2 separate regions of the Homo sapiens genome follow, and region 2 is linked to region 1. Evidence: chromatin loops called from intact Hi-C (ENCODE). Cell type or tissue: CD14-positive monocyte. All regions are shown on one strand. Links, peaks and the distances in the headings refer to the core of each region. The heading gives the core; the rest is flanking DNA.

What was found. A loop is a pair of places that touch in the nucleus more often than their neighbours do. Peaks named below come from ENCODE experiments on the same cell type or tissue, not always from the same donor. Only the 100,000 strongest peaks of a DNase experiment are listed, where the experiment ranks them.
Region 2: it touches region 1 in a loop (2.9-fold over the local background); 2 of 110 quality-filtered maps call a loop at or near these places.

What each region holds. Positions count from the first base shown.
Region 1 is chr20:46,198,954-46,215,104 of GRCh38, reverse strand. It overlaps CDH22 (cadherin 22), which reads left to right. Exons shown (of 12, transcript NM_021248.3): 6 at 1,917-2,110; 7 at 4,545-4,798; 8 at 15,546-15,682. It overlaps LOC124904916 (a long non-coding RNA gene), which reads right to left and starts at 10,244. Exons shown (of 3, transcript XR_007067611.1): 1 at 8,866-10,244; 2 at 7,892-8,330; 3 at 2,333-2,661. RefSeq lists a silencer at 6,861-7,155 and an enhancer at 8,916-8,995. In CD14-positive monocyte, for the core only: no CTCF peak of the experiment used is centred there; DNase peaks (open chromatin) are centred at 7,054, 8,034, 8,864 and 9,554; H3K4me3 peaks cover 3,766 bases; H3K27ac peaks cover 3,290 bases.
Region 2 is chr20:45,992,249-46,008,399 of GRCh38, reverse strand. No RefSeq gene overlaps it. Among named protein-coding and RNA genes, the nearest start is that of MMP9, 8.6 kb to the left of the region's middle. RefSeq lists enhancers at 3,085-3,736, 3,737-4,388, 12,477-12,984. In CD14-positive monocyte, for the core only: no CTCF peak of the experiment used is centred there; DNase peaks (open chromatin) are centred at 69, 1,869, 3,009, 4,029 and 2 weaker places; H3K4me3 peaks cover 3,893 bases; H3K27ac peaks cover 3,262 bases; H3K27me3 peaks cover 1,906 bases.

The sequences.
Region 1 (16,151 bases), core at 5,203-13,202:
CAAACTGTTTTCCCCCATGAGGAAACGCACATGTCCATTGTACCACATCCTCACTGACTCCTGGTACTGTCACGTTCTTTGATTTGTGTTAATCTGGTGAGTGTCTACTGGTAACTCATGCTGGTTTTCATTCATACACTCACTAGTCCCTCACACATTTCATTTATGCGACAGCCTGGCATTCTGCCAGGCACTGGGAATGCCTGATGAATAAGAGATGTGGTCCCTTTCTTCCAGCAGCTCATACCCAAGAGAGAGAATAAACAGAAAATGAGAGTAAAAACGCAGTAATTCTAACAATGGGATAAGCTTGGGGGCCAAGGGAGCACAGGAGCAGAGCCTGGAGGTCTGGGAAGGTTCCCTGGAGGAGGTAACATTCAGTGAGACTAGAAGGCAGAGCGGGAATTGGGAAGGCAAAGGCAGAGAGGAGGACAGGGAGAGGGGATGCCTGGAGGTGAGAGAGAGTGAGTCAGTTGCAGAATCACAAGAACTTCAGCAAGGCTGAAGCTAGAGATGGAGTGGGGATTGGAGGATGAGGCTGGAGAAGCCAGAAGGGGCCAGGCAGTGTTTTGTAGGGCAGGCCAAGGGACTTGCACAACTCCATCCCAAGGGCAATGGGGAGCTATAAAAGGGATTAAAGCAGGGGAGTGGCATGTTCATCTCGTGTTTCAGAAAGTGCCCCACCCCGGCTGCTGTATGAGGATGAATCAGAGGCAGCCACTCCACGCAAGGGTTACCAAGACCTGTGGAGCCCCCAAGAGACACATCCCCACAGACCCTGCTTCAGCTAGGCTGGCCCATCACTTAGCAAGTCATCCTCACCTCGACCTCAGCTCTGGTTGGAGAGCAAGCTGCAGCCTCCATCCCATCTGATCTCATTCCTTCTGGTTTCCCCTCTGCTCCTCCCCTCCAGCCACACAGCCATCTTGCCATTCTTCCAACATGCCAGGCACAGCACCCACCTCAGGGCCTTTGCACCTGCTGCTCCCTCTGTCTAGAATACTCTTTCCCAAATATCTGCTTGGCTCGCTCCCTCCCCACCTTCTGACTTTTGCAGAAATGTCATCTTCTCTGCAAGGCCTTTCTAGATCAGCCTATTTAAAACTGCGCAACACCCTCATCAGCACTCCCACACCTTCCCTGCTTTATCTCTCTCCTAAGTACCTATCACCATTGGACATACCATATGTTTCACTGATGTGATTGTTTAGTGTCTTTCCCTTTCTATTAAGAGGAAAGCAACATGAGAGCTGAGATTTTGGTCCATTTTATTTGTTGCTGTAACCGCAGTGTCTAGAACCGCATGATGTCTGGGGGCATCATAGGTGCTCAATGTATACATTGAAATGAAGGAATAACTACCGTTAACATCAACAGCAAAATCACTATGAAGCCCCACCATTTTAACACAATTTATTCTATTTCTTGAGTAGCTACCAAGTGCCAGGCACTGTACTAAGCATGTTACAGGCGTCATCATCTAAGTTAGTTGCCATAAACACACAGCTGTTAGGAAGGCACCATCGTTATTTATTTCCATTTTACAGAGGAGGAAACTGAGGCTCAGGGTTACACAGCTAGGACTGACTCCGGAGTCTTAGCCTTTATCACTGTGCTCCTCTGTCCCTGTCACTGGCTAGGTAGGGAAACTGAGGCCCAAAGAACTGCAGGCATTTTACCAAATCAACCAGTGAATAAACCCAAAGGTCAGAATTTAAACCCTCCTTTTGCACTGCCACCCAAACTTCTGCAGGGGACATTCCTCTCCCAGCCCCCATTCTGGCCAAGCTGAGAGCCCCTTTCAGGCACTGTCCTCCATAGAGGCTCACCTGGGCCCCCTTGTCCCCTCCCCCACTGCTGGCAGAGGCTGGGGAAGGGGCTGCCTTCATCCCTGCTCATGGCCGTGTCCCCCACAGAGATGTACCAGTTCAGCATCCAGGAGTCAGCCCCCATTGGAACGGCTGTGGGACGTGTGAAGGCTGAGGACTCAGACGTGGGAGAGAACACAGACATGACTTACCACCTTAAGGACGAGAGCAGCAGCGGCGGCGATGTGTTCAAGGTCACCACAGACAGCGACACTCAGGAGGCCATCATCGTAGTGCAGAAGGTGCAGCTGCCTCAGGAGGAATGGGGGAGGCAGGCCTCAGGGGTGGGAGGATCAGGGAGGCCTCTGGGCAGCCGAATACCCCCACCTCACTCCACTCAATGGATTAGTTCTCTCTAGAGGTCCAGGACCAACCTGGAAAAACACTGATGGTATCATTCCCCTTTTGCAAACCAGGCATAGAGAGGTGAAGTGACCTGTCTGAGGTTGCACAGCTGGTTCTCAGAGCCAGGGTTCAATCCAGATGGGAATCCACACCCTCAAACACTCTGACGTGTGCTTCACATCCTTGCCAGCCTCTTCACACTCCTCATTGCCTTTAATCCTCATATTTCCCTCTGAAGCTGAGGTTACTATCCTCATTTTTATAACTGAGAAAATAGATGCTGAGAGAGGTAAAGGGGCTTACCCAAGGTCACACCTGTAAGGCACATGGTAGAGATTTGAACCCAGGTCTAGTGACTCCAAAGCTCTTTCCTTCCTGAGTCTAACAGCCTTCCTTGCCCACTGGCTGGCCCAGGAACCAGAAACTCAAACTGCAAACTCAGCGATCCCTAGGGAGGTCAAATAAAGAGGCAAAAATCCATCTTCCAGGATTTGGTCAGGGGCTTGGCAACTCAGGGCTGCAAAGGCCATTAAGACCACCCACTCCGACCCCACTCTCCCATGGGAGGTCTAAGTCCCCTGCACTGGCCCACAAGTGGTCATAGGCCTTTGTTTGTATATCTCCAGCGACAGAATGCTCACTTTCTGCCACTGTCCAGCTCTTCTTCCTCCCATTCAGCCGGCATCTGTCTCCTTAAATCTGTGCCTATCAGCCTGAGCTCTGCCTTCCAACATCTGCCCTCAACAGTCCTTCTTTTGCTCAGCAAGCACATAATGACCCGCTCTTTACCTGGCATTGAGGGCTTGAGGATAGACAAAATGCCCAGTTCCTTCAGCTCCTTTCCAGAGGATAATAATATAATAGCTACTACTTGTGATAAAGTGCTTGCCACATGCCAGGCACCCTTCAACTACTTTCTGCGTATTAACTCATTTGATCCCTTCATCAACCCTCTGAGATGCTGTAATCGTTCATTTTATAGATGAGAAACTGAGGCCCCAAGAAGTTCGGTAACTTTCCCAAGGCCATGCATCTAGTATCGTTCAGTAGGGATACGGGCTCAGGGGGTCCAGCTCTAGAATCTCCCTTTTTTAAGCACTAGTGATTTTCAGTCTTTTGATCTCCGTTCATCCTTAACTGTTAGATGAGCCCATTTTACAGATGGAGAATTGGAGGCCCAGAGAAACCCAGCTTCACAGAGCAGCAGAATCAGGCTTCAAACTCAGCCCGGGGACTCCAGCACAGCATTTGCTCTCATCCCCTGGGCTGCTTAATCTCCCCCACCCCCAGCTCTCAGGCCCCCTCCTGCCGCCCACTCCAGCAGTGGCGCCTAGGGTGTCTCTGCGGAGTCGGTGATGGCTCAGGGAGCAGACTGATGGCCTGGCTCCAGAGTCCACCACTCACTCCTAGGCCAGGCCACCGCCTGCCTCCCTGCATCCTGATTTCCCAGGCAACAGGCTGGAGGCAGGACACGGCTGTTTTTGCTGCTGGAGAAGTCGGGGGTGGGGGATTCTGAGAGCAATGGGGGGACCCCATACACAGGGTAGGCACCTGCCTGTGAGTCTCCTGGAAGGTCACTCTTGCCAATCAGATCGCTCCCCCACCATGTAGCTGAGGTCCCTGCAGCTCCACGACATGGCTTTTTCGTTGCTATAGGCAGTGTCTTTAGACGGTCAGAGCTAACACACAGCCATGGAGCTCATTCATCAGAGGGTCACCCATTAGCACCCCCCGATAAGAAGCACAGGCTCAGCATGGATTTAGCCAGATCTCAGAGGAAAGCTCTAAGGCAGCCCGGCTTATCGGGCTCAACTCACATTAGTTGCTAACTCCTGCATACCAGGGAATCCTGGCTCTGCTAGGGACTCACTCACTGCCCGGTGACTTGGGCAAGTTACTGAGCCTTTCTGGGCCTCGTTTTCCTCATGTGTAAGATCAGATCATAAGAATACAAGCCTCTTAGGGTTGATGTCAAGTTGAGTTAATATACTTAAAGCACTGGCACACAGTAGGTGCTTTGTGTTCGTGAACTAAACTAATGAAATATGCCGCCAACACTGCGCTGGGAAGCAGGAAGTTTGGGTGCTCAGCGCGTTAGCCTGGAGTGGCTGTGTCCTTAGGCAAGACTGTCCTCGAGGATCCTCAGTTTCTCCACCCGTAACCCACCGGGTTGGTCTGGGTCAGTTCTGCAATGCAGCCCAAACATCCCTGCCGCCCCTGCTGAGACAACGTGTGACCTTGGGCCAACCCCGCCTGCCTTGGCCTCCCTCGTGAAGGCCTCAGTGTCCACCAGACCCCACCCACTAACCGGCCCTCTGCTCCCTCCCGCAGCGCCTGGACTTCGAATCCCAGCCCGTGCACACCGTGATCCTGGAGGCCCTCAACAAGTTCGTGGACCCCCGCTTCGCCGACCTGGGCACGTTCCGCGACCAGGCGATCGTGCGCGTGGCCGTGACCGACGTGGACGAGCCCCCCGAGTTCCGGCCGCCCTCCGGCCTCCTGGAGGTGCAGGAGGACGCGCAGGTGGGCTCCCTGGTCGGCGTGGTGACGGCGCGGGACCCCGACGCCGCCAACCGGCCCGTCCGGTGAGACCCCCGCCCGGGGCCGACGCCTGCTGCCTGCTATCCCGCCATCACCCCCGCGGACAGACTGCGGGCAGAGGGGAGGAGGGCTGGGGCGGGCAGGGCCGAAGGAAGGGGCTGCGTGGGGGAGGGAGGCGCGGAGAGAGGCGCACGGGTGGAGAGAAACAGGCACGGAGCCAAAGAGCCAAGGAAGCAGATGTGAGAACAGTCAATGAGACAGGCAGGCGAGCCAGGCCAATAAGGGAGAGAACCAGGAGGGACAGACACAGAGGCGGGCACTGCACTGGCGGGGTCTCCGCGCTGCTGGCTGCAGCCACACTGGCTCCCTGATCTCTCGACTGGGCCATCCCTGTGCCCAGGACTCCCCCAGTCTTCTCCCTGCACCCCCTTCCCTCTCATCATCTCCCTTGGTGTTCCGCTAGACACCTCAAACTTAAGTTCAGAACTGGGTTCCTGGTCTCTCCATCAAAAGAAAAAAAAAACCCACCAGTTTGCCTGCCGTTATCTCCATCTTGGGAATGACAGCTCTATCCTTCCAGTTGTTTAGGTTAAAAACGTTGGAGGCATCCTTGCCTCCTCTCATTCTCTCATGCCTCCCTTCAATCCATTAGCGAATTCTGCTGTCTCTACCTTAAAAATGGATCCAGAATCTGACCACTTCTCACCACCTCTGCTGCTACCACCTTGGTCCCGACCACCGTTTTCTCTTGCCTGGAGTATTGCAGTTGCCTCCTTGCTGGTGTCCCTGATTCTGTCCTCACCCCTCTTTAACCTAGAATTGTTGCAGGAGCCAGCCTGATCCTGCTCAAATGTGAACTAGAGCCTGGCCCTGCTCTGCCCAAGCCCTCCAAAGACACCTACTAGGCTCAGAATAAAAGCCCAAGCCCTTACAATGACAGCTCTGGCCTCCCTGAACCTCTCAGACCACACCTCCCTCTCCTTTCCAGTCCACTCTGCTGCAACCACACTGGCCCCCTCACAGCCTTGCAAACACACCACGCTCATCTGCACTCTGGGCCTGTGCTACAGCGGATCCCTCGGCCTAGAACGTTCTCGCCCTAATAGCCCCCATAGTTCGCTCTCTCACTTCCTCCAGGTCTTTGCTCAAAAGTCATCTTCTCAGTGAGACCTTCTCTGGCCACTCTTCCTAAAATTTCAACTCCACCCCAACCCTTAGCCCTGACTCTTCCTATCCCCTGTCTTCCTCTGCTGCTTCCTTATTACCTTTCATCACCATCTGACATGCTACCTGCTTTTCTGATTACCTTTTTTGTCTCTCCTACTGAAAGGTAAGCTGTCTGAGGGTAGGGATTTACGTCTATTTGTTCACCACTATACCCATAGGGCCTAGCCCAGGCCTCAGCACTCAGTGGACACGTGCTGAATATGTGGTGAATTAATGATATGTAAAAATAGAGGCCGGGTGTGGTGGCTCATGCCTGTAATCCCAGCACTTTGGGAGGCCGAGGCGGGCAGATCACCCGAGGTCAGGAGTTTGAGACCAGCCTGACCAACATGGTGAAACCCCGTCTCTACTAAAAATACAAAATTAGCCGGGTGTGGTAGCGCACACCTGTAGTCACAGCTACTCTGGAGGCTGAGGCAGGAGAATCGCTTGAACCCGGAGGCAGGGGTTGCAGTGAGCCGAGATTGCACCATTGCACTCTAGCCTGGGCAACGAGAGCAAAACTGTCTCAAAATAAATAAATTAATTAATTAATTAAAATAAACTAAAAAATAAAAATAAAGACTGAAAAAAGAGGCAGAAAAACAGACTCACAGAGATGTAGAGAGACCAACAATGAGAGGAAGAGACTGGAGAGAAAGAAAAGCCCATAAAAAGAGGACAGGAGGGACTGACCTGGCAATGTGGAAACAGAAGGGCACCTTGGAGAGGAAACCAGAAAAGGGAAGAAATAGACACAGACACAGGCAAGCCAGAGGCAGAGCAGGGATGGGGCAGCTGGGGTCCCTGGAAGGGTCTGGGAGCTGTAAGTATTGGGGAGTCTCTGACAGTAGCCTAGGCTGGAAGATGTTCAGATAGAAGAGGGAAGAAAGGCTGTAGAAGAAACTGATCCAGAGGAGGAGGTTAGGGGCTGGGGGGATGGCCAGTGTTAGAGGGATGGGAAGGAGGCACTGGGGCTCCCTGATTCATTCCCAAAACCCCTGTACCTATTCAATGAGTAACCCCTGAGCTGACTATGAGCCTAGCCCTGTGCTGGGCATTGAGGAGAGGGGGAGGGAAAGTTTATTTGAGGACCTCTGCATTGTGCAACTCCAGAGGGCAACGTTCCGTCATTGTCTGTCTGAATGGCTCTATCAGGATTGTGCAGTGCACAGCCTGTTCAACCTTACATGGCAGCCCTAAGTGAGACACACAGATGCTATCCTGCTTAACTGTTCATGGATTCTCAGACTGGGAGATAGCCCCAGGAGTCTGGGAAGACTTCTGAAGGAGGCAGGAATTGACCTGACCTAGGTATCTGGGTATGGTGTAAATATCAGGAGAGGCACATTCCAGACAGACGAACAGCTTGTGCAGAGGTATACAGGCAGAGGAGTGGTTGGTGTGCCTGAAGAAGAGCAGACTGTGATCGCTACAGGGGGCCGGGAAAGATGAGGCACAAAAGTGAAGTCTAACAGGGCCTCAGAGGCAGGCTGAGGAGCTCAGACTCTGTCCTGAAGCCGAGAATGCCCACGCTACTTTCACTACACTCGCTGCCAATGCCATCCTGTCACTGCCTCTGAACTCCTCCACTCCCTTCCACCCGGGCTGGTGGCATAGTCTCTGAACAACCCCCTTGGCCTCTGGCCTGGGCCCAGACCTCTCCAGGAAGGGCACTGTCACCTCTGTTTGTCTGGGAGTTGAGGCCCAGGGAGGGGAGGAGGATTCTGCAGGCTCTCCCAGGGAGGTAAGAACACGGAGCGGGAGGCGAGTCCTTGGCCCCAGGTCAGTCCTCCCATCTGCCAGCTCCCCTCCTCTCCAATTCCACTCTCCACACCCCCTCTCAGTCCTCTTCCTCCTCCCCGCTTTGGCTCCCTTCCCTCCTGCTTTTATCTGCACTGAAAGGGCCAACTTTGAAACCTGCTTCTCACCTTCTTTCATCTCTCTTTGCCGGCCCCTTCCCTGGGGCTCCTCAGATGTGGAGGCAGTGAGGAGCTGGAGACTGGTCCAATTTAACACCACAAACATTTACCCAGCTCCTCCTCCATGCCAGGCCCTGAGCCAGGCCTGGGGACACCAAGATGACTCAGCCAAGGACAGAACTGGGGTGGAGCTCCCAGACTGTGGGGTACAAAAATGGAAATGGGAGGCCATTGAGGGTCTGTGGGAGACAGAGAAGGGGTCCTCACAGGCCATGTGTGCTGCCAGAGTCCAGCTCGCTCTAAGGGTTCCATTCTGGCAGCACCTGCGTTCTCAGGGTCACAGGCTTAGGCAGCAACTCCGCATTGAGTTGTGCCCGGCACTGTTCTGTGCAGTGAGGAAGCAGAGATGATAAAACAGGATCCCTGCCCACGTGGAGTTTGCCTTCTCCTGCAGAGAGACAGACAGCAAATGGTTAAATGGAATAACTGCTGAAAGCACTATGAAGAAAATAGAGTGATAGGATAAGGAGGGATTGGGGCCACAGAGGGCCACTTTGAATTGAGTGGTCAGGGATGTGACACATGAGCTGAGATCAGAATGATGGGGAGCCATCCATGCAAAAATGTGAGGAAAAGCATTCCAGGTAGAGGGAACAGCAAGCAGAATGGCCCTGAGGCAGGAACAAGCTTGGCGTGTCCCTGGAAATGAAGACATGAGGTGGCATCCTGGGAGACTTTGCCTAGCATGGTTTGCAGGGCACAGTGAGTGCCTGGAAATTATAGGAAAGCAGACAGTACAGAGAGATTTTTTCTTAGCATCTGCACTGGAGATAGTAGAAGGTGCCTCATGTTACTACATTTACCCTTCAGAGGGTATTGTACTCATTTGACAGACGAAGAAACTGAGAGTCAGAGAGGGGAAATGACTTCCCAAAGCCACCCAGCTCAAAAGGGGAAGCACCGGGGTTTGACCCATGACTCACCACTTCCTGAATCCAGCCTTTGGCCATTTCACTCCTGCTTCTTACTCTCCTTGTGGTTAGTGCAGTTCCTAAACTGGTGCAGCGTCCTCCCCTGTGCACTGGCCACAGAGATGATGGCCTCAGACATGGGCCAGTGGGAAAGCTTGGCCCGTGTGAACGAATCCAGTGACAGGTCCAGGTCCAAGTGGGCTTGGGCTGAGGCAGGGGCTTGAGGAGCTCCAGGGAGGGGTGAGTAGTTTATGCACCAGGAAGGGGAGTGACAGAGGTTTGCCCCAAAAGGCCCCTGCAAGGGGACGAAGAGGACAAGGCTTGGAATGGGGAGAGTGTGCCCCAGGTTGGAGTGATGGGGAGGAGAGATGGCAGGGACAGAATCATGGAGCCAGGAGGTTAAGTTCAGGAGCAGCGAGACCAGCTGGACAAGCTCACGACAAGGGACAAGGGAGCACTTGGAGACAGGCTGCGAAGGACATTGAATGCCACATGAAGAAGTGGGACTTTATCCTCTAGGCAGTGGGAAGCCTTAGAAGGCTTGAGAAGGAGGCAGGAAAGTGCTCAGATGGGCCCACCTCTCAGTTAGGCAGGTTTGCAGATAGACTGGCCATTTATCAGCCCAGCCACGTTCCTACCTAGCCCCATTGTGAGTCTCCTTTGATCATCAAAAACAGCTAGTCCACACTGCAGCAGAGGAAGCGAACACTTCCTTTCTCCACCCAGCACTCCACAGTGTGGTGCAGCAGAAACTGCAAGGGCTTTGAAATCAGAGGAGACCTGGGTTCAAATCCCAGCTCAGTTGTGGAGTCTTGGGCAAGTCAATGCACCCCCTCTGAGCCTCGGTTTCCCCATCTCTAAAATAGACATCATAATAGTATGTGCCTCATTCATAGGTATTAAATGTCTACCACATACCAAGTTCTGTGCCTGGTGCTCTCAGGGTTGGAAGAAGGATTAAGTGCTTAGCATATAGCAGGCCCTCGAGAAATGGTCATTACCATTTTTCTTGGTGGTCTGCACACCCATTTTTTCCCTTTCATTCTGCAACTAGTGTTAACCACATACAATTTTCCAGGCATCATGTGTGGGCTTTTCTGTATATGCCTAAAGGGAGTGGGGGAAAAGAGTCACAGATAGGGTGGAGTGAGCAGAAAGGAATCCCTTGGTTGGGACAGTGGAGCAGGAGGCAGGCTGCTTTGTTTTGGAAGAGGCTCCCGAACTACACCCCGACACACACACACGAGCAGCTTGGGCGGCAGCTGCATCATTCAGTCAGCTGCTCGTATGTTCATGCACTCACACACAGGCACACCAGAAAGCCTGTATGTGCATAAGCCTGCAGCCTTCCCTATTTATTATGCCTGCATGCATTATATATGCACATATTTATGTAGAGGAAAACCACACGTGCACCCCAGCCAGGAAGCAGCACCCTCCCCATTTTCTCCACCCTAACCTTGACAACAGCAGCATTTTGTGCTGTTGCTAACACAGAAATGCTAGCAGGTGTACCTGGCTGGCTCCTTAAGAGGATGCTGTTAGACCTCCGGCTCTGAACAGACATGGGAGCTTGGCTCTGCCACTAACTAGCCCTGTGTGACCCAGGGCAAGATACCTGGCTTCTCCGAGCCTCAGTTTCCTCCTCTGTAAAATGAGAGTGATGACAGTATCTGAGGATTCGAAGAGCTCATGATACAAAGTCTTGCTCAACAAAGAAAAGTAAGAGCTAGTCTGTACACCAAGAACCATCTTAAGGATTTCTTGGTAGTCACTTGTCCGAACCTCACAACCAGCCTGTGAGGTAGGTATTACTATCTCTGTCTCTCTCTCTTTTTTTTTTTTTTTTTTTTTTTTTGAGACAGAGTCTCACACTATCTCCCCAGCCAGAGTGCAATGGCGCGATCTTGGCTCACTGCAATCTCTGCCTCCCGGGTTCATGCAATTCTCCTGCCTCAGCCTCATGAGTAGCTGGGATTACAGGCACATGCCACCACACCCAGCTAATTTTTTGTATTTTTAGTAGAGACGGAGTTTCACCACGTTGGCCAGGCTGGTCTCAAACTCCTGACCTCGTGATCCTCCCGCCTCAGCCTCCCAAAGTGCTGGGATTATAGGTGTGAGCCACCCTGCCCGGCCTACTATCTCCATTTTTAAGAGAAGGAAACTGAAGAACAGAGAGATTAGGTGACTTGCCCAAGGTCACACATCTAGGTTTCAAACCTAGGCAGATGGGCATCAGATCTGCACCCCTAAGCACCATTCCCAGGCCTCCCTTGCATGTGTGGGTGCACACACACACGAGCTGCCACAAACTCATATTCTCTCCCTATTCCCCCAGCCTCACCTGTTCTAGTTCCCCTTGCTGCCCTTCAGGTTGTTGTCACCAAATGAGAAGTAGGACTGCAAAATTTAAGCAGAACCTTCTAGACCCACAGCTTCCTCCTGTCCTTCTCAGACTACTGTGTCCCTACATCTTACCTCCCCGCCCCCAGGCATGCAAGCCACACACTGGGTTGGGGGGACTCCTGTGTACTCCCTGCCAGACATCTCTGAATAATAATTACAGTGACAATAGTTCCCATTCATGGAGTAATTTTCCTGGAACTCAGCTAGGCACCTTACATGCGTTTCATTCTCCCGACAACTTACAAAGTAGGATTATCATCTCTATTTTGCTGGGAATTAAAGATGGAAGTGACTTGCCTGGGGGCAATGCAGACCTGGATCCAGACCCAGGGCTGAGCTGCTGCCTCTTGAGCCACTGCTCAACTATAATGCACAATCTCACACACACAGGAACACCACTCACATATTCACGCCACACAAAACACACACTGTCCACCCACAACACAGACCAAATACACAACCCATGCGAGCACTACACGTGAGCTGCACAAGCTTCGCCCCCACCCCACCCCTCCACCCCTAAGTTTGCCAGGCCACAGTCCCTGCCACACACTGCTTCCTCCCACCCCTCCCTGCTTCCCTCCCTCCCACTCACTCTCTGGCTCCCTGAGCTGGAATAAAAACACCTGGGCTCAGCCAGCCAAACTGACCCCCAGCCCCAGGTCTTTAGCTAGTTAATGGCGGGTCCCCGCTGCCCCCGCCCTATGGCCTTAGGAACAGCTGCCTCCATTTAGATTCCAGCCCCTCCCTTCCCCTCGAGGAAAGAACAAAAGAGAAAAACAGGGCAAAGGAGAAGGAGGAAGAGGAGGAGGAGGAGCAGCAGCAGCATGGAGGGAGGAGAGAGGAGACAGCTCTGAGCCAAGAAGGGAGGAGAAACAACAAGAAGGCAGTTGGCATCCTCCCATCAGCCCGGCCTCTCGCCCAGCCCTGACGAGGGATCAGAAGCCCAGGCTATGTCATGTCTCTGGTCCTCTCCTGGCCTCTATCCTCCAACCTGTAGAATGGGAGGAGGTCTCCAAAGTTCTTTCCAGCTGAGCTGATGATGCTCAAGAGCCTCCTTCAACCTCCTTTGGACTCAGATATCTGATGGGGCCAGGCTGGGGCAAAGGGGACCCTGAAGCTTCATGCATCGAGGATTTGGCTGGTTCAACTTTGGATGGGCTGTCGGTCAGGCTAAAAAGAACTCTGGCGGCCGGGCATGGTGGCTCACACCTGTAATCCCAGCACTTTGGGAGGCCGAGGCGGGCGGATCACAAGGTCAGGAGATTGAGACCATCCTGGCTAACAAGGTGAAACCCCGTCTCTACTAAAAATACAAAAAATTAGCCGGGCGTGGTGGCGGGCGCCTGTAGTCCCAGCTACTCAGGAGTCTGAGGCAGGAGAATGGCATGAACCCAGGAGGCGGAGCTTGCAGTGAGCCGAGATCGCACCACTGCACTCCAGCCTGGGTGACAGAGCAAGACTCCGTCTCAAAAAAAAAAAAAAAATTAAACTCTGGGAGAGAATCCCCAATTTGGTTTCAAATTTCAGTTCTGTGACAGAGTCGCTGTACACCCTTGAGCAGGGCATCGGCATCACTAGCTCATTGTCACCTTTGTATAAATAAGAAACAGGCCCCCCTTTGATACTTCCTGGTCTAGGACACGTGGCTGGGCAAGCAGAAGGCTCGCTGGAATTCACCCCTGCTTCCCCACTTCGGCCTGGTATCTTTGTGCATGACACAACCTGCACAACCATACTTGGCAGCTCTAAGCTTGGCAAGTTTCCTCTCTGGACCTCAGTGTCTTCATCTGTAAAATGGGGGAGATCACATCAGCCTCATAAGATGCCTGACCGAGACCTCTTCTATCTCACTTGCCACTTTATCCCCAGAGTCTAGCACAGACCAGCACAGAGAAGGCACTCAATTAGTGTTTAGGGCATAAAGGAATGAATGGAGGGATGGTTGGGGGAGAAGCAGGCTCCAAACTGTTAGGTGCATGCTAGGGAGGAATTATAATCGTGGGTCTGAACCTCCCCACGTACTTTCGCCCAGGCTAGCGGGACTCAAGGTGGCCAGGGGCAAGAAGAATATGGGTTTAGCAGTTTAGGAACAGTATGGAGCATTAAACTGGGGGTTCAGGGGATCGGCTTATAATGCCCACTACACCCATAGGCACATCCCTTTATAGTTTGCCATAGGCATTCACCTCCAGGACAGTAAACATGAAAAGCATAAGGACTGTCCTGTATGCCCGCCCCTCCTCTAACACCACAATGTGGGGTGAGTAGGAGTCATCCTCTTTTTCAGGTGAGCAAACAGAAGCCAAGGAGTGACTTGCCCAAGGTCACACAGGTAGAATCAGTGGCAGAGGATTCAAACCCAGCTCTGACTGCTTTCAGACCCACGAAGTCCCAGTGGGTGTCAATATCCCCATTTCAGAGATGGGGGAGTTGAGGCCCAGAGAGGTTTGGCAATGCAGCCAAGGCCTCACAGACGGGTCATCTCAGGGCTCTGGGCCCCAGCAGGCAATGCTTCTGGGGTCCTCCCCTCCCCACTCTGGGAGACTACAAAAAGGCCCCTTTCCTCCTGCCTGTGGGAGGGGCCGGGTGGCTGCGCAGGGGCCCCTCCTTACCAGGCTGCTTTGTCCTGGCGCACAATGAGCGCTTGCTTGGCATTCGAGGCCTTTGTCCGCGCGCAGCCTCGCGGCGCCCCCACCAGCGTTATCAGCATGGGGAAGCGGAGGCCGGAGCTGGCGAGGCCTCTCTGGGCCGCCGCCGCCCGAGACATGTGTTGGACACGGGCCTTTAAGGCCTGGAGCCGCCACACAAAGGCCCGGGAAGAAGGCGGAACAAAGGGCTTTTTCACGCGGCAACGGAAAAGCTGCAGATTAGCTCGCGCGTGCTGCGCAGGCGGGAGGAGCCGGCGGCCGTGTCCCCAGGCCCCCTCCCACGGCACTCGCCCAGCGCGTGTCCCTGGGCGTGTCCACGCCGCGGCCCCCAGAGAAGCCTCCTAATGCCACAACTGCCCCCCTCTCCCCTGCTCAAAATTCCCCGTTGGCTCCCCAGTACACGCCAACTGTGCTGTGCCGGTGTGTTCTGGTGCCGAATTCTCCCCACTTCCCGGTTCGAACCATTTTGCAGTGTTTGCCATTTCTGGGATAATTCTCAGCCGCCGCGCCTTTGCACCTTCTGTTTCCCCTGCCCAGAACGCCACCCACACTCCCGGTCTCTGCCTTCAAGCTCAGTTCCAGGGGCACCTCTTAGGGAAAGATAAGAATCGGCAGGGTGCAGTGGTTCATGCCTGTAACCTCAACACTTTGGGAGGCCAAGGCGAGCGGATCGCTTGAGCTCAGTAGTTCGAGACCAGTGTGGGCAACATAGCGAAACCCTGTCTCTGAAAAAAAAAAAAAAAAAATTAGCTGGGCGTGGTGGCACGCACCTGCAGTCCCAGCTACTCGGGAGGCTCAGTGAGTCAGGAGGATGGCTTGAGCCCAGGAGATGGAGGCTGCAGTGAGCCGTGATGGCACCATTGCACTCTACCCAGGGTAACAGAGTGAGACCCTGGCTAAAGAAAGAAAGAAAAGAGGGCCGGGCGCGGTCGCTCACGCCTGTAATCCCAGGCACTTTGGGAGGCCAAGGCGGGCAGATCACGAGGTCAGGAGATCAAGACCATCCTGGCTAACACGGTGAAACCCCGTCTCTACTGAAAAATACAAAAAATTAGCCGGGCGTGGTGGCGGGCACCTGTAGTCCCAGCTACTCGGGAGACTGAGGCAGGAGAATGGCGTGAACCCGGGAGGCGGAGCTTGCAGTGAGCCAAGATGGTGCCATTGCACTCCAGCCTGGGCGAAAGTGCGAGACTCCATCTCCAAAAAATAAGTAAATAAAATAAAATAAATAAACAAAAAAGAAAAAGAAGGAAGGAAGGAAAGAGAGAGAAAGAAAGAAAGAAGAAAAGAAAAGAAAAGAAAGAAGAGAGTATCAGTGAGTCTAACTGTGCCAAGCATTTTGCCAGCTTCCAACCCTCACGACAACTGCAGGTACAAATTATTAGCTCCATTCCAACTGAGGAAACTGAGGCTCAGAAAGGTTGAGGGCTGCCCATGGTCACAGCAGCTACCCGTGCAAGTGAAATGCACACCCAGTTGCTTCCCGCTCCTCCTCGGTCGCAAGGGGTTTCTCTGCCCCTTGTGTGTGTCCAAGGCAGGCGGTCCCTCTCTTGGAGTGGGGTTGGGAGAAAAGGACATGGGCTCCATTTGGCACTGGGGCACCTTCAATCAGCCCTGCCCTGCCCCCCGCAGGTACGCCATTGACCGCGAATCAGATTTGGACCAGATCTTCGATATCGATGCGGACACAGGCGCCATCGTGACTGGCAAGGGGCTGGACCGCGAGACGGCCGGCTGGCACAACATCACAGTGCTGGCCATGGAGGCGGGTGAGCTGGGCGCCACGCCCCCTCCAAGGGCAAATATGGGGCCCAGGAGCAAAAGCTGAAGGGAGGGGCCAAGGGCTGGGGGCAGGGCCAAGGCAGCCCTGTCAGTCAAAGCCCACGGGGGAGGGGCCAAAGGTTGGGGATGGTGCGAAGAGAAAGAAACTAGACAAAGATCTCACAGCGGTGAAGGCGAGGGCAAAAGCTGATGGGTGCGAGCAAAGATCCAGCAGGGTTGCAAGTCAAGGGAGTAGGGCTGGTTCCAAGTCAAGGGGGTAGGGCTGGTCTCAAACTAGGCTTTCTTCTCTCATCATTAATTGAGCATCTGCTACGTGCAAGCCCTGTTTTAGGGGTTGGGGATCCAGCCTTGAACATGACAGAAAAGCTTCTGTCCTCATAGGGAGAACAAGACTATCAACAGAGAGAAAGCACGGACATAATATGTCAGGTGATGCTAAGTGCTAAGAAGAAACAA
Region 2 (16,151 bases), core at 1-8,000, 200 kb after region 1:
TTCCCTCCCTGACAGCCTTCTTTGACTCAGCTTCCTCTCCCTGCTTCATCTGGGGGCGGAAGGAATGGGCTCTGCTAGGCAAGGCTGGGGAATTCCACTGGGGCAACCCCCTGTCTTCCGCAGGCTGAATCTTCAGGGCAGTAAAGGGGACAGTAGCAGCCTCTAGAAAACAGCAGACATGGCTTTACTCTCTTCCTTCAGGACCTCGGGCAAATGTCTTACCACTTTGAAGTGTTTCCTCAGCTGTAAAAAAAAAAACGGGGGGTGGGGGGCTCTTTGTCCCTAAATTGATGTGAGGATTAAATGAGATCAAACATATAAAATGTTTAGAACACTGTAGGTTGTAAGTCCGCAACGGATGGTGGTGATTGGTTTTAATTACTAAGGCCAAGACCCAAGATTCAGGGCCAGGTATGGTGGCTCATTCCTGTAATCTTAGCACTTTGGGAGGCCGAGGTGGGAGGATTGCTTGAGCCCAGAAAGAAGGTCAAGGATACAGTGAGCCATGATTATGTCACTGCACTCCAGCCTGGGCAACAGAGCGAGACCCTGCCAAAAGACCATGATTCTAACTTGGAATCACCAAACCAGGTTATTGGGCTCTAAGCTGCAGTGTAACCTGGAGTAAATGCCTTCCCCTTTGTCAGCTTAGGATTCTTCAACTGCAAATTGGGGCAGGATATGGGGGAAAATAATCTATAGGAGCCCTTTCAGTTCTCCAGCCCTGCTCCATGCAGCCAAATCTCCAGCCCCAATTATCACACTTATGCCAAGCCTCCCTCCCAAGCCTCCCACACCAGCAGCCTCCCTCACTCCTTTCTTCCTAGCCAGCCGGCATCGGGCAGGGTCTATATTCACCTTCTTCAAAGCCCTATTTGGGAAAAACCTGCTAACAACTCAAAAAGTTGTATTTATTTATTTTATTTTATTTTTGGGGGGTGTAGTATCACTCTGTCACCCAGGCTGGAGTGCAGTGGCGTGATCTCGGCTCACTGCAACATCTGCCTCCCGGGTTCAAGCAATTCTCCTGCCTCAGCCTCCCGAGTAGCTGGTATTATAGGCGTGCGCCACCACGCCTGGCTAAATTTTTTGTATTTTTAGTAGAGATGGGGTTTCACTACGTTGACCAGGCTGGTTTCGAACTTCTGACTCAAGTGATCTGCCCACCTGGCCTCCCAAAGTGCTAGGATTACGGGCATGAGCCATGGCGCCCGGCCCAATAAGCTGTATTTAAAGGGCCTACTATGTGCCAGGCATTTTATATGCTTATCTAATAAATGAGACTGTGAGATGGAGATAATTAACTTCCTTTACAGAAAAGTTGAAGTTCTAAAGTTCACTAACCAATGAACATCTGCTTTGCAGTCACGAAGTCCTGGATTTCCATCCCGGCTCTGCCATTTTCCAGCTATGTGACCTTGGGCAAGTCACTTTACCTCTGAACCATAATAATAATAATGCATTTTTTGAGATTTACTGTGTCAAGCACCGTAATAAGTTCTCTATAAGCCTCTCGTTTCATCCTCACCACCTGTAAGGTAAGTTTAATGAGTATCCCTCCTGTTTTCAGAGGGGGAAACTAAGGCTCAGAGAGTTAAGGAATTTGCCTGTGATCACAGAGCGAGTTAATCCACAGAACTAGTGTTCAAGCCCAGAACTGCCTGGCTCTGAAGCTTTTCATCTTTATTACCATTTACAGGGAACTGTGATGACCCAGGTATAGAAGTGGGTAGGTGGATGCGGTGACAGGGGCAGCACATAAAACCTGGATGCTTCTCCTCTGGTCCCCTGCTACCCACTGAAGGTAAGAGAGGAGGCCCAGGCATTTAGGGAATCAGAGGCTAGGACAGGGGACCCAGGAGGAACTAGATTCTAGACTCGGGAATGTGAGGTCATAGAGTAATATGAGTTTAGAGGAACAGATCTTCCAATCTGGAGGATCTTCATCTGGGTGGCAGACACGGGCTTTTAGGAAAATCCGTTAACTACCCCCCACTTGCCATCAATGGTACCAAACATGACATACAATACATATCTATGTATGTATGTCACATAGCTCAAACTTAGCACTATTGGCACTTGGGGCTGTCGTGTGCATTGTAGGATGTTTAGCAGCGTCCCTGACCCCTACCCACTGGATGCCAGTAGCACCTCCCCCTGCCAGTTGTGACAACCAGAAATGTTACCAAACATTGCCAAATGTACCCTGGGTGAGTGGGAGGGGCAGACTCACCCCCAGCTACTGGTATATGTTGATTTTTCTATGTAAAGGGTCTAAAACTTTTATCAGATACTCAAACCATTGTTGATGATCTTCAGACCTTTTAAAGACCATTTACTCAACACATTCTAGTTGAGTTTTTCTAGGCCAATCATTATGCTAAGAATTGGGAATACAAGTAGTGACCAAGATAGCCTTTGTCTCATTGTTCATGGATCTGAGAGTTCAGCATGGGGAGAAATTGAATGAATAATTAATTACCAGAGAATCAGGCATCAAGAAAGGAAAGTGGATTTATGTATTCCAATTACCCTCATCATGCAATGAGGAAACTGAGGCTCAGAGTGGTCACAGAGCAAGAGCCTGCACTCTGGAGCCAGGCTGCCTAAGTTCAAATCTCAGCTCTGCCACTGACTTGCTGTGTGACAAGGGCAACTGACACAACATTTCAGTGCCTCAGTTTCCCCATCTGTAAAATTGGAGTAATAATAGTGCTTCCTTCATGGGGTGGTTGTAAGGCTCAAAGTGTTAGCAAATATAAAGTGCCTGGCACATGATAATAAGTGTTCACTGCTATGCTAATTAGGACCACCTTCAGGACAGCCGCTGTTTTTTACCAAATGGGAGCAGGGAGAGAGCAGCCAGGAAACCCAGATCTTGATTCCTGGAGTCAATCCAAATAAGAATCCTCCTTTTTTTAACATCCCCCCCAACTCCCATCAACTTCCTCCTTTACCTCCTGGCTCCCCAACCCCCATCAAGGGGAACTTGGACAGAGCTTGGCTTTCAACACTGCAGTGGCAGGAAGTGGTTCTGGTTACCACATCCCCTTCCCCACTTCCCCCAGCCTCTCTTTTTAATACCACAATAGAGTTTAGCCAAGACCCTGGGAGTGCAGGCAGAGAACAGCATATACCCTCACGTAGAGTCATAGCTTAGACTCTAAGCCCCTCACTGAGGTAGCTCCATCAGGATGGGGAGGGTGCTGACCCTGGAGTCCTGAATCACTAGCTGGATGACACAGCCCTGCAGGCCATTATTAATAACAGGCCCCCAGATCAGGGTCAGCCTCACGAGATGAGGAATCTGTCCCGCTATCTAGGATGGGGGAACTCCAAGCCTCTTTCTCCCAAACCTGCCAGAGAGGGGAGGGGCAGCCAGGCCAGAGAGGCTCTGGCAGGATGTGGAGGAGACACTGAAATCTGAGATGAAGTAGAAAGGTGTGTATCCTGCAAGACATTGCCTCAGGGGAGAGCATCACTCAAGTACCCCACCCCCAACCCACAAACACACCTGCCATCCCTAGCTTCAGGGGAATGGCAATTCCCACACTGACTCTTAGAGTCCCTATTAACACCAAGTCACACCTCCCACTTATCTGTACTGAGCACCGTCAGTAAGGAAGCCATAGGGCATAAATTTTGGAATCAGACCTCCTGGGTTCATATTCTACTACCTATCATTTATGGGCTGTGGGACTTTAGGCAAATCACTTTACCTCTCTGTGCCTCCCTTTTCTCATTTGTAAAGTGGGGAAAGAAGCAGACCTCATTTGGAGGTGTTGTAGTGGGGATTAAATGTGATTATACATGGCAAATTCTCAGCACAGTGCCTGGCTCTTAGCAGGTACACACACACACACACACACAGTTTAGCTATTATGATTCTATTACTCTAATGCTCTCATCTCAACTTTGCAAATTAACGTTCATACCCATGGCTCAGAGAAGTGCTTTAAGTTGCTCACGGTCACACAGCTGGTGAGTGACCAGCTGCCTAGGCCTTCTGACTCCCAATCCCGTGCTAAGATCAGGTCACTGGCTCTCGCAAAAAGGAAGTCCATGGGGGCAGCAGTCTAGGGGCAGGGAGGGGTGATTGCCCAGAAGCCAGGCTGGAGGAGTTATGTTTAGGAACCAACAGAGGGAACAGATGTGAGTTATTTGGCTGAAATCTGTAGGAAAGAAAAGTTGGAGATAAAAAAGGAAAATAAGAGTGAGGTAGCTGGTAGGGCAGAGAACAGTCAAGTGGAGGTTTTTTTGTTTTTTGGGGTTTTTTTTTTGAGTCAGGGTCTCACTCTGTCACCCAGGCTGGAGTGCAATGATGTGATCTAGGCTCACTGCAGCCTCCGCCTCTGGGTTCAAGCCATCCTTCGACCTCAGCCTTCTGAGTATCTGGGACTACAGGTGTGCTCCATCAAGCTCAGCTAATTTTTGTTTTTTTGTAGAGACAGGGTTTCGCCACGTTGCCCAGGCTAGTCTTAAACTCCTGGCCTCAAGCAGTCCACCCGCCTCGGCCTCCCGAAGTGCTGAGATTACATGCGTAAGCCACCGTGCCCAGCCTCAAGTGGAGTTTTATTTAAGGTGAGAAGTTCTTGTCTACAAGAAGGGATGGTGCTGTGCAGGGAGAGATGTGAAAATGGAGGTGAAAGAGAATGGGCCTGGGACCGGTTCCTTTGACACTGGGTTGCCCACTGGCAGGTAAGAATATGCTTGGGGTCCCAGCAAAGCAGGCGCAGTCCCAAAATACACATTTAAAATATTGATTTTGACCGGGTGCGGTGGCTCACACCTGTAATCCCAGCACTTTAGGAGGCAGAGGCAGTTGGATCACCTATGATCGGGAGTTGAAGACCAGCCTGGCCAACATGGTGAAACCCCGTCTCTACTAAAAACACAAAAATAAGCTGGGCATGGTGGTGCATGCCTGTAATCCCAGCTACTCAGGAGACTGAGGCAGGAGAATCACTTGAACCCAGGAGGCAGAGGTTGCGGTGAGCTGAGATCGCGCTACTGCACTCCAACCTGGGCGACAGAGCGAGACTCCGGAGACTGTGTCTCAAAATAAATAAATAAAATAAAATATTGTTTTTGATATTTGGAAAAAATCCTCAAAGTAGCCAGCTTGGGAAAAAAAAATCAGTTCTCTATTGTTCTTTTTATGAAGTCATTTCAGGGTTTAGTGTTGTTTTACTTTGGACAACAGATGGGAGGGGCACCGTATTTTCAGTAATCACAGCCACTAAAGGTGTAAATCTGGTCCTGCTCACAATGGGGAAGAGGTGGGAAGAGGACTTAATCTTTGAGAAATCCAAGGTTAAGCATTCAGCGGGGGCTCAGTCCCTGCTGGACAAATGGATGGAGAGAGCCCTGGGGAATGGCTCAGGAGGGAGAAGTCCATGTGGCGCACAGGGAAACCGGCACATATTTTGACCCTTTTCCAAGCCTGGGTTGAGCCTCTACTCTCGGCCCAGCCCACTTTCTCATACATCTTCCAGTTCAATGGTTCTCAAACTGTAGTCCCAGGACCAGAAGCCCCTGCAGCACCTGAGAACTTAGAAACACAAATCCTCCCCGCCCCAGAATGATTGAATCAGCAACTCCGGGGTGGGGCCCAGAAATCTTTGACCTAACAAGCCAAAGTTTTTGTTTGTTTGTTTGTTTGTTTTTGACACAGAGTCTCACTCTGTCTCCCAGGCTGGAGTGCAGTGGCACGATCTCGACTCACTGCAACCTCCACCTCCCGGGTTCAAGCGATTCTTCTGCCTCAGCCTCTTGAGTAGCTGGGACTACAGGGGCCCGCCACCATGCCCGGCTAATTTTTGTATTTTTTAGTAGAGACGGGGTTTCACCATATTGGCCAGGCTGGTCTTGAACTCCTGACCTCGTGATCTGCCCGCCTCAGCCTCCCAAAGTGTTGGGATTACAGGCGTGAGCCACCACACCTGGCCCTTTTTTTTTTTTTTTTTTTTTTGAGACAGAGTCTTGTTCTGTCACCCGGGCTGGAGGGCAGTGGCATGATCTCAGCTCACTGCAACCTCCACCTCCCAGGTTCAAGCAATTCTCCTGCTTCAGCCTTTTGAGCAACTGGGACTACAGGTGCTTGTGGCCATGTCTGGCTAATTTTTGTATTTTCAGTAGAGACAGGGTCTCACTATGTTGGCCAGTCTGGTCTCGAACTCCTGACCTCAGGTGATACACTGGCCTTGGCCTCCCAAAGTGCTGGAATTACAAGCATGAGCTACTGTGCCCAGCCCAGCCAAGTGATTCTGATGCATGCTCAGTTTGCCACCTCTGCTGTAGTGCAGCTTCATCCCTACGCTGATAGGGAGGGCATTTGACCCCATTTCCAGATGAGGAAACTGACCTTCAGAGAGATGAAGCCACTTGTCCAAAAGCCACACAACTCATACCAAAATCAAGTGGGAATCTAGGCCTTTCTGACTATATAAAGTGGGTGCTTCTCACTACAACATTATAGCGGGGGGTGATGTTCAAGTATTTAACAACCAGGTCCTCAGGAGCCCTAACTAATCAGAACTGATTATGTCCAGGGTCTGGGGAGATGGGGAGGGTGATGCTTTGAACTTAGAAAGTTCAAAGCAGCCCCAGTTACAAGTGGATGGGGAAATATGTCAGTATTTTATTTTTGAGACAGGGTCTTGCTCTGTTGCCCAAGCTGGAGTGCAGTGGCACAATCACGGCTCACTGCAACCTGTGCCTCCCAGGCTCAGGCGATCCTCCCAAGTAGTTGGGACCACAGGCACGCTCCACCACGCCTGGCTAGTTTTTGCAATTTTTATAGAGATGGGTTTACCATGTTGCCCAGGCTGGTCTCAAAATCTTGAGCTCAAGGGATCCATCTGCCTCGGCTTCCCAAAGTACTGGGATTACAGGCATGAGCCACCGCACCCAGCCATATTTCAGTATTTTTACAACCAATGCTGCTATACCAGTGCATACTGGCTGCACACCAATCCTCCAGTCCCCTTCCTAGAAGGAGGGTCTCCTGAAGCTGGCACCGGGTGGTGGGCCTGCAGCTAACAATAGCCCCAAAGCAAGCACAGGTATAACAAGTGTCTCGTGGGAATCCTGTTCAGCAATGCTTCTCAAATTTGATTGCACATTGGAATCACTCAGGATTTTCTCTTGAATACTGATGCCTGACTTTCACCTCCCCTCCTGTAGATTCTGACTTAATTGGTCTAGGGTACAGCCTGAGCGTTGGGAAATTTTTTAAGCCTCGGTGATTCTAATATGCAGGAAGGGTTAATAACATTGCTATACCGGGCCCCGGAACCTGTAAGAGTCTCCAGATTAAGAACGCCTGGTTAGTGTCAGTATTTCCTAAAGCCAGGGACTTTTAAAAAACAAAGGTTCTCAAGAGATTCTGGTTTAGTAATCAGTGTGATCTGGAAGTAGATGTTAGCAAGCTCCTTCGGTTTAGAAATCACTGATAGGGACAGCCGCTGCTGGCTGTGTTCACTGAGAGGTTCAGAGATTCTACCCCCTCTCTCCCACCCACCCCCAACATAGTTGAAGCAATTGAGAACACTTTGCCAGGAAGTATCCAGAACCAATTTCCGCAGCTCTTCCTTCCCCTGTGCTGCGGAGACATTGCTTCAAAGAACACGCTCTGTAAAAGAGCCCAAGACACCCTCCCCGGAGAGTCATTTCTGACTGTGCTGCTGCAGAGCCCCAGGGCTGCAGGCTGGGCTGGGCCTGCTCTGATTGCCTGTTCTTCCCATTAAACCTGGGACACCCTCATTTAGATGCGATCTGCATACATTTGCATATTAAATTCCAGTGCCCCCTCCCATTCCTCCCACCCCTGTGGCATGTTAGGGGAAAACAAAAACTAATGTATTCACAAAGCCTGCTGAGATGTGTTCAAACCTGAACTTCACGCAGCGCTGGGACTTTGATACACCTGAAGCCGGGGGTGCTGGGATGCAGGGAAGATGGCACAGTCTCTGCATGGATGCAAGGAAGGCCAGCGGAAGGGAAGCACTCGAAGCTTCCCAGGGTCTGGAAGTAGCAGTTCCAGCCCAGCTCCTGATGAGAGGCGATGCGGGATTTCTCCAATGGGAAAACACGGGGAGCACATGGAGAGGGGGCGGGTGAGATTCATGGGGGGCCTGGTTTGGAGACCATCCATAAGGCTCTCTCAGCTCCAACCATGGGCTCCATAAAGAGGCCAACTAGGTGACAGCTGGTACAGTGGAAGGGGCTGGATGCTGGAATCTGGCATACCTGGATTTGAATTTGCACTGTGTGACCTTGGGTAAATGACTTTCCCTCCCTGAACCTCAGTTTCTTCATCTTTGTAATGGGAGTTAAAATTAAGCTGATTATATGGTCATGGGAGTCATGTCTTTAACCAATCATGGAATTATCTTTCCCAAGTCCCTTCTGAGATTGGGAAGGAATCTGCTAATGAGTGAGTCTTGGAGGGTGGAGGGGCTCCAGAAATCTACACCTGCATGACAAACGGCCTCGAAATTTAAAGGCTCTGAAACAATTTATTGTGACTGTATCTCACTATTCTGTGGGTCAGAAATTTGGACAGAACACAGCAGGGCTGCTCCTTCTGCTCTATGATGCCTGAGGCCTCAGCTGAGGGAGTCAGCTGGTGGCTCAGTGTGGACTGGAAAGTCCAAGGTGTTTTACTCCCATTCCTGGATGGATTCATCATGTTTTTATTTTTTATTTTTTGAGTCAGAGTCTCACTTTTTCTCCCAGGCTGGAGTGCAGTGGCACGAACATAGCTCATGGCAGCCCCTAACTCCTGGGCTTAAGTGATCCTCCCGCCCCAGCCTCCTGAGTAGCTGCTACTACAGGCATGCGCCACCACACCCAGCAAATTTTTTGTTTGTTTTTGGCAGAGATGGAGTCTCACTGTGTTGCTCAGGTTTGTGTCAAACTCCTGGGCTCAAGTGATACTCCTGCCTCAGCCTCCAAAAGTGCTGGGATTGCAGGTGTGAGCCACCACGCCTGGCCTATTAATCGTGTTTTTTCTTTTCTGTATTTTATGATGCTTTGACATCCAGGGGCCTTATGGACCCGAAAAGGGACTGCCCCTCCTAGGGATAGCTAATTCCTAGAGATGGCAATCTTGCCTGGGAGCACCTCTTAATGTGCAAACCAACCAATCTTGATTCCATAACCCCCATCCACCTCCTACCTCCTTTTATCAGCTCCTGCAGTTCAGGATGCTATCCCCCATTCTAGATCATCCTGCTTAGGTACTAGACAACTAGGGACCACCCCTATAGCCCAGAACCCAAGGGAATTGTTCAAGCTAGCCAGTCCTAAACCCATCCAGCTTGTCTACCCTGCCTTGCCTATTCCTTCCCACCAAAATCACAATGAAGACTCTGGCCCACACTTCCCCCTTCCTCCTTCTGCCTCCTGACTGATGCTGGTACTTCCCCATGTGGCCCTGTGTGACATGGCATGCCCCCTCCTCTTGAGAACTGTGGTTAACCAACTGTCTTTCAATGACAATCATCTCCTGATCTGTTGGCCTCGCCATACCTGAATAAAAACAAAATCCCAGGTACAATTTAAAACATGGGGGTCAGCCGGTGCGGTGACTCATGCCTGTGATCCCAGCACTTTGGGAGGGCGAGGTGGGAGGATTGTTTGAGCCCAGGAGTTTGAGACCAGCCTGGGCAACATAGCAAGACCACCATCTCTAAAATAAAAAAGAAAAATATGTATATAAAACACTGGGGTCTTGGCAGAGCTAGCTGGAAGGCTGGGCTGTAGTGTGCCCTTCTCCCTTCCCCACGTAATCTCCATGTGGTCTCTCCAGTCAGTCTTCTTACGGAGTGAGTGACTCAGGGCTCCCAGAGACCAAGGCAGAAGCTGCCACTTCCCTTAAAGTCTGGGCCTGAAGCTGGCATAGTGTCACATCCACTGTATTCTATTGGCCAAAGCAGTCACAGGCCAGGAGAGGAAGATAGAGCCCAATTCTCTATCTCCTGTGATATGAAAGGAGTATCACAGAGCATGCAGCCATCTTTAATCTTCCAGGGATGGAGAGGTATCCTCCCACTGGAAACCTCCCCCGGGCATCAGGGATGCAGACATGTGACTGGGTTTGGGCCATAGGATGCTCCCCCCAGATCTCTGAATCTTAGGAGACTGCTGGATTGATGTATGAGCAGAGCCCAGCAGTCCTGAGGGTCCTCCAGGGTCAGTCCAGGCTGACCCTGCTACGCGTTCCTGATCGTGCCCACTGTGGGCCAGTCTCCCTCGACACCAGCTCACCTTCCAAGCTTGGCCTTGAGCCTTCACATCGCTGCTGTGAGCCTCCAGAAATCTGTTTAGTACATTCCTTTTTGCTTAAGTTAGCCTGAGCCAGTTTTGCTTATTTAAAACCCAGGGCCCCCACTAATACAGGACCATTCTCTTCCTTCTCCTCACTCCCTGAGTGCCTGGCTTTAACGGAAAGCACCACTGGCCTCATTTCCTAAAGCCCCCTGGGTAGCACCTGCCGAGGTCCCAGTGGCACCTCCAATGTAACCTGGTCCAAATCCAGTCCTCCCCAGCCCTGCTCCTCCCTCTGGGCCCCTCCTCCAGCTTCCTATTCATTCCCAGGCCTTCCCAATTTCCAAATCACCTGTATGGCATCCGATAGCCCCCCACAATGACATTCAAGTAACTGACAACCTGGACAGTCCTCTTTAATCCAGCCCCTCTGTATTTATTTGCTTGCATGGGCTGCCATAACAAAGTCCCATAGATGGGTGGCTTAAACAACAGAAATGTATTTTCTCATAGTTCTGGAGGCAGAAGTCCTAGATCAAGGTGCTGGCAGGGCTGGTTTCTTCTGAGCCCCCCTTCCTGGGTCTGTAGATGGCCGTCTACTTTCCTTGTCTTCGCATGGTCTCCCCTCTGTGCATGTCTGTGTCCTAATTTCCTCTTCTTAAGGACGCCAGTCATATTGGATTAAGGCCCATTCCCATGACCTCATTTTAACTTAATTACCTCTTTAAATACCCTATCTCCAAATACAGTCACCTTCTGAAGTGCTAGGGGTTAAGGTTTCAACACTGAATTTTTTGAGGGGAACACAGTTCAGCCCAGGACACCACCATCCTCTGCATTCCCACTGCCTCTGCCTGAGCTTCAGCCTTGCCACCTCTCTCTCCTGTTTTTGCAATAGCTCAGCCCCTCTAGCACCCAGCATCCAGCTCCTTATTGCCTCCAGAATAAATGCTGAACTCCTTAGCCTGGCATCCAAGGCCCTGCTGAGCCTGACTCCAACCTGCTTTTAAAGTCGTCATTGCAGTGAGGGCCAGGAAAGATGTGAATGTTGTCTAACGGCTTGCTACTCAAAGTGTAATCCACGGACCGGCAGCATTGGCATCACCTGGGAGCCAGTCAGAAATGCAGAATCTCGGGCCAGACCACAGACATACTGAATCAGAATCTGCCTCACCTGCATAAGATCCCCAGGTGACCTGATACAAGGCAAAGTTTGAAAGTTTACAGATGACCAGGCATGATGGCTCATGCCTGTAATCCCAGCACTTTGGGAGGCCAAGGTGAGAGGCCTGCTTGAGTCCAGGAGTTTAAGACTAGCCTGGGCAAGATAATGAGACTCCCCTCTCCCTCCTCCTTTCTCCACAACAGTAAAAAAAATTAGCCACATGTGGTGGCATGCACCTGTGGTCCTAGCTACTCAGGAGGCTGAGGTGGGAGGATAACTTGAGCCTAGGAGGTCGAGGCTGCAGCGAACCGTGATCACACGACTGCACTCCAGCCTGGGCGACAGAGCGAGCCCTTGTCTCAAAAAAAAAAGAAAGTTTGGCCAGGTGCGGTGGCTCATGCCTGTAATCCTAGCACTTTGGGAGGCCGAGGCAGGCTGACCATCTGAGGTCGAGACCAGCCTGGCCAACATGGTGAAACCCCATCTCTACTAAAAATACACACACACACACAAATTAGCTGGGCGTGGTGGCGGGCGCTTGTAATACCAGCTACTGGGGAGGCTGAGGCAGGAGAATCACTTGAACCTGGGAGGCAGAGGTTGCAGTGAGCCTAGATGGCGCCACTGCTCTCCAGCCTGGGCGACAGAGCAAGACTTCATCTCAAAAAAAAAAAAAAAAAAAAAAAAAATTGCTGGGCGCGGTGGCTCACACCTGTAATCCCAGCACTTTGGGAGGCCGAGGTGGGTGGATCACCTGAGGTCAAGAGTTCAAAACCAGCCTGGCCAACATGGTGAAACCCCGTCTCTAATAAAAACACAAAAATTAGGCAGGCATGGTAGTGTGCACCTGTAATCCCAACTACTCGGGAGGCTGAGACAGGAGAATCGCTTGAACCCAGGAGGTGGAGGTTGCAGTGAGCCAAGATCGCGCCATTGCACTCCAGTCTGGGTGACAGAGTGAGACTGTCTCAAAAAGAAAGAAAGAAAGAAAGGAAGGAAGGAAGGAGGGAAGGAAGGAAGGAAGGAAGGAAGGAAGGAAGGAAGGAAGGAAGGAAAGAAAGAAAGAAAGAAAGTTTACAGATGGTAAGAAAGAAAGTTTACAGAATGGCATCCAGAGAGGGACTCAAAGGATCAGGTTTCACCTTGTTGGGCCAGAAACTTGACTTTGCCCGGACAGAACCACCTCATTCAGAGGAGTCTGAGACGCACAGCAGATGACAATTCTGAACAAACAAATAAACTTGGCTATTAAGAATAGCCCAAGGCTAACAAGAATTCCAAATTCACAGGTTAAGCAAATGAAAAGGTTGCCCAAGATGGCTCCCTGATGGGTTCTCAAATTTCTCATTTCCATTCAGCAAACATTTATTGAATCCCTGCTGAGTGCTGAGCTGGGTGCTGGGCGCAGGGAATTCAAGGAGATGTGAGCTTTGTCCTGCAGGAGCTCACACACTAGGAAGGAAGACAGATCACAAAGAGACACAGTGAATAACTGGTGTATATGCCAAGGGCACCCACCCACCCACGCTCCGGGATCCACGCTCCATCCTGAGCTTCGGTTCTTGAAATACATCAAGAACTCTGGCTTCTGAGCCTTTGCACTATCCATCCCTCCTGCCTCAAACCCTTCCCACGCTTCCCCTCTCTGCCCTCCCTCTTTGCCTGGCTAAATCTTATTCATCTTTTATATTTCAGCTGAGTTGTCATTTATTCCAGGAAAATGCTGCTGACCACCCCAACCTGGGAAGGGGGCTTTTTCTGTGCTCCCATGACTCCCCTCAGCCCACCACTTCCCTTACTGAGACATTTTTCATCATTCAGAGTGAATTTCCTGTTTATTTGTCTATCTGTCCACACAGGCTGAGAACATATCATGGGTGCAGGAAACTTATGTGCTGTGTTCACTATATTCTCAGGTATTTCTTCTCTTTCTTTGACAGACAGGATCCTGCTCTATTGCCCAGGCTGGAGTGCAGTGGCACGATCATGTCTCATTGTAACCTTAAACTCCTAGGCTGAAGCAATCCTCCTGCCTCAGCCTCTGGAGTAGCTGAGACTTCAGGCATGAGCCACCACGCTCAGCCTTAGGTATTTCTTAAATACAAACATAAGAGTGGCCGGACGCAGTGGCTTACACCTGTAATCCCAATATTTTGGGAGGCCAAGGTGAGAGGATCACTTGAGGCCAGGAATTCAAGACCAGCCTGGCCAACATGGTGAAACCCCCATCTCTACTAAAAATACAAAATACCCCATCTCAGCTGGGCGCGGTGGCTCACGCCTGTAATCCTAGCACTTTGGGAGGCCGAGGCGGGCGGATCACCTGAGGTCAGGAGTCCGAGACCAGCCTGACCAACATGGAGAAACCCCATCTCTACTAAAAATACAAAATTAGCCGGGCGTGGAGGCACATGCCTGTAATCCCAGTTACTCGGGAGGCTGAGGCAGGAGAATCGCTTGAACTCAGGAGGCGGAGGTTGCGGTGAGCCAAGATTGCGCCATTGCACTCCAGCCTGGGTGAAAAGAGCGAAAACTCCATCTAAAAAAAAAAAAAAAAATACCCCGTCTCTACTAAAAATACAAAAAAAAAAAACCTAAAAAAAAAAAAAATTAGTGGGGTGTGGTGGCACTCGCCTGTAATCCTAGTTACCCAGGAGGCTGAGGCACGAGAACTGCTTGAACCTGGGACGCAGAGGTTACAGTGAGCCAAGATCAAGCCACTGTACTCCAGCCTGGGCAACAGAGCAAGACTCTGTCTAAATAATAATAATAATAAGAGTAATACTAGTCAGCTCTTTTTGAGCTCATATTGTGTGCCAAGCACTGTCCTAAGTATTTATGTATAATAACTCATTTAACCCCCACAACTACCCAGTGAAATGGGTGCTATAATTTTTCCCATTCCGCAGATGTAGAAGTACAGAGAAGTTAAGTAACTTGACCAAGATTACACAGCTAGTAAGTGGCAGAGAAGGGATTCACACCCAGGCAGTCTGGCTCCAGAGTGCATATTGGAAGACAACATTATTCACTCCATGGGGGAGGGGTCAGAGGTCAGGAAAGGGTTCAGCAGGAGCACTACCTGGGCCGGGTTTTGGAGTGTGAATAGGAGTCTGCCATGTGGAAATGGAGGAGTAGGGCTTTGCAGATTTGACAACCTCCAATCTGGGCCCCGCCTGTCAGTGCAAAAGCATTTCCCTGAAGGGCAAATGTAAAGCAATTGACAGCACTCCAGACACTAACCAACTAGGCTTAGACAGGGTGAATGCTGGGTCTGGTTTCAGCCTGAGTCACCCACTGGCAGGGCAGGTTACACACACCCTGCAATGGCTGAGAAGTACATTGTCCTTCCCTCTTGCCCCAAGGTTCAGGCTCACGCCAGAACCACCACACCTCCCTTGCAGGGATTGCCTCACTCGCTCAGCAAGGAACACCCCAGCGGGCATGCCTTCGGGCAGATGTGGGCTCAGAGCAGACCTGGAGCCTGCGAAGAGAGCAGGCGAGGTTCCTCTCTTCCCTGCAAAGCACCCCAAAACCCCACTCAGGCTGACCTTAGAGACTAGAGTAGCTTCCCCTGACTCAGGGGTCCTCTAATTTCCTCCTCTCCTCTCCCCTCCCCTCCCCTCCCCTCGCCTCTCCTCTCCTCCCCTCTCCTCTCCTCTCCTCTCCTTTCTTTTTCCTTCCTTCCTTCCTTCTTCCTTTTTTTTTTAAATAGAAAGACAGGAGGTCTCACTTTGTTGCCCAGGCTGTACTCGAACGTCTCCGTTCAAGTGATCCTCCCACCTCAGCCTCCCAATTATCTGGGATTATAGGCACGAGCCACCGTGCCCAGCTAGTCCTCCAACTTCTAAAGCCCCAGAACCTATTTAAGAAACTGGATCTCAGCCAGGAGCGGTGGCTCACACCTGTAATCCCAACACTTTGGGAGGCCGAGGCAGGCAGATCACCTGAGGTCAGGAGTTCAAGACCAGCTGACCAACACAGCGAAACTCTGTCTCTACTAGAAATACAAAAATGAGCCGGGCATGGTGGCGTGTGCCTGTAGTCTCAGCTACTCGAGAGGTTGAAGGAGGAGAATCATTTGAACCTGGGAGGTGGAGGTTGCAGTGAGCCAAGATGACACCACTGCACTCCAGCCTGGGCAACAGGGTGAGACTGTCAAATAAATAAATAAATAAATCAGTCAAATAATGACCACAAGAAAGAGAACATGAACACTAAAAGTAATGTGAATTTCTTGATTGGACCCTGGGTTTTTAATGTTTTAAATTGCCCACATTAAGGGATGTCTGTGGGACAACTGGAGACATTTGTGGGGTTTTTTTATTTTTTGGTTTGTTCGTTTGTTTTTTGAGACAGAGTCTCACTCTGTTGCCCAGGCTGGAATGCAGTGGCGCGATCTTGGCAACCTCCACCTCCCAGATTCAAGCAGTCTCCTGCCTCAGCATCCTAAGTAGCTGGGACTACAAGCATGCACCACCACGCTCCGCTAATTTTTGTATTTTTAGTAGAGATGGGGTTTCACCACGTTGACCAGGCTGATCTCAACCTCCTGACCTCAGGTGATCCGCCTACCTCCGCCTCCCAAAGTGCTGGGGTCACAGGCGTCAGCCACCATGCCCGGCTGAGAAATTTGAATGTAGATTATATGTTGGATAATTGTACTGTGGTTATGTAAGAAACTGCCCTTATTCTTTGGAGGTTTAAGGGTGAA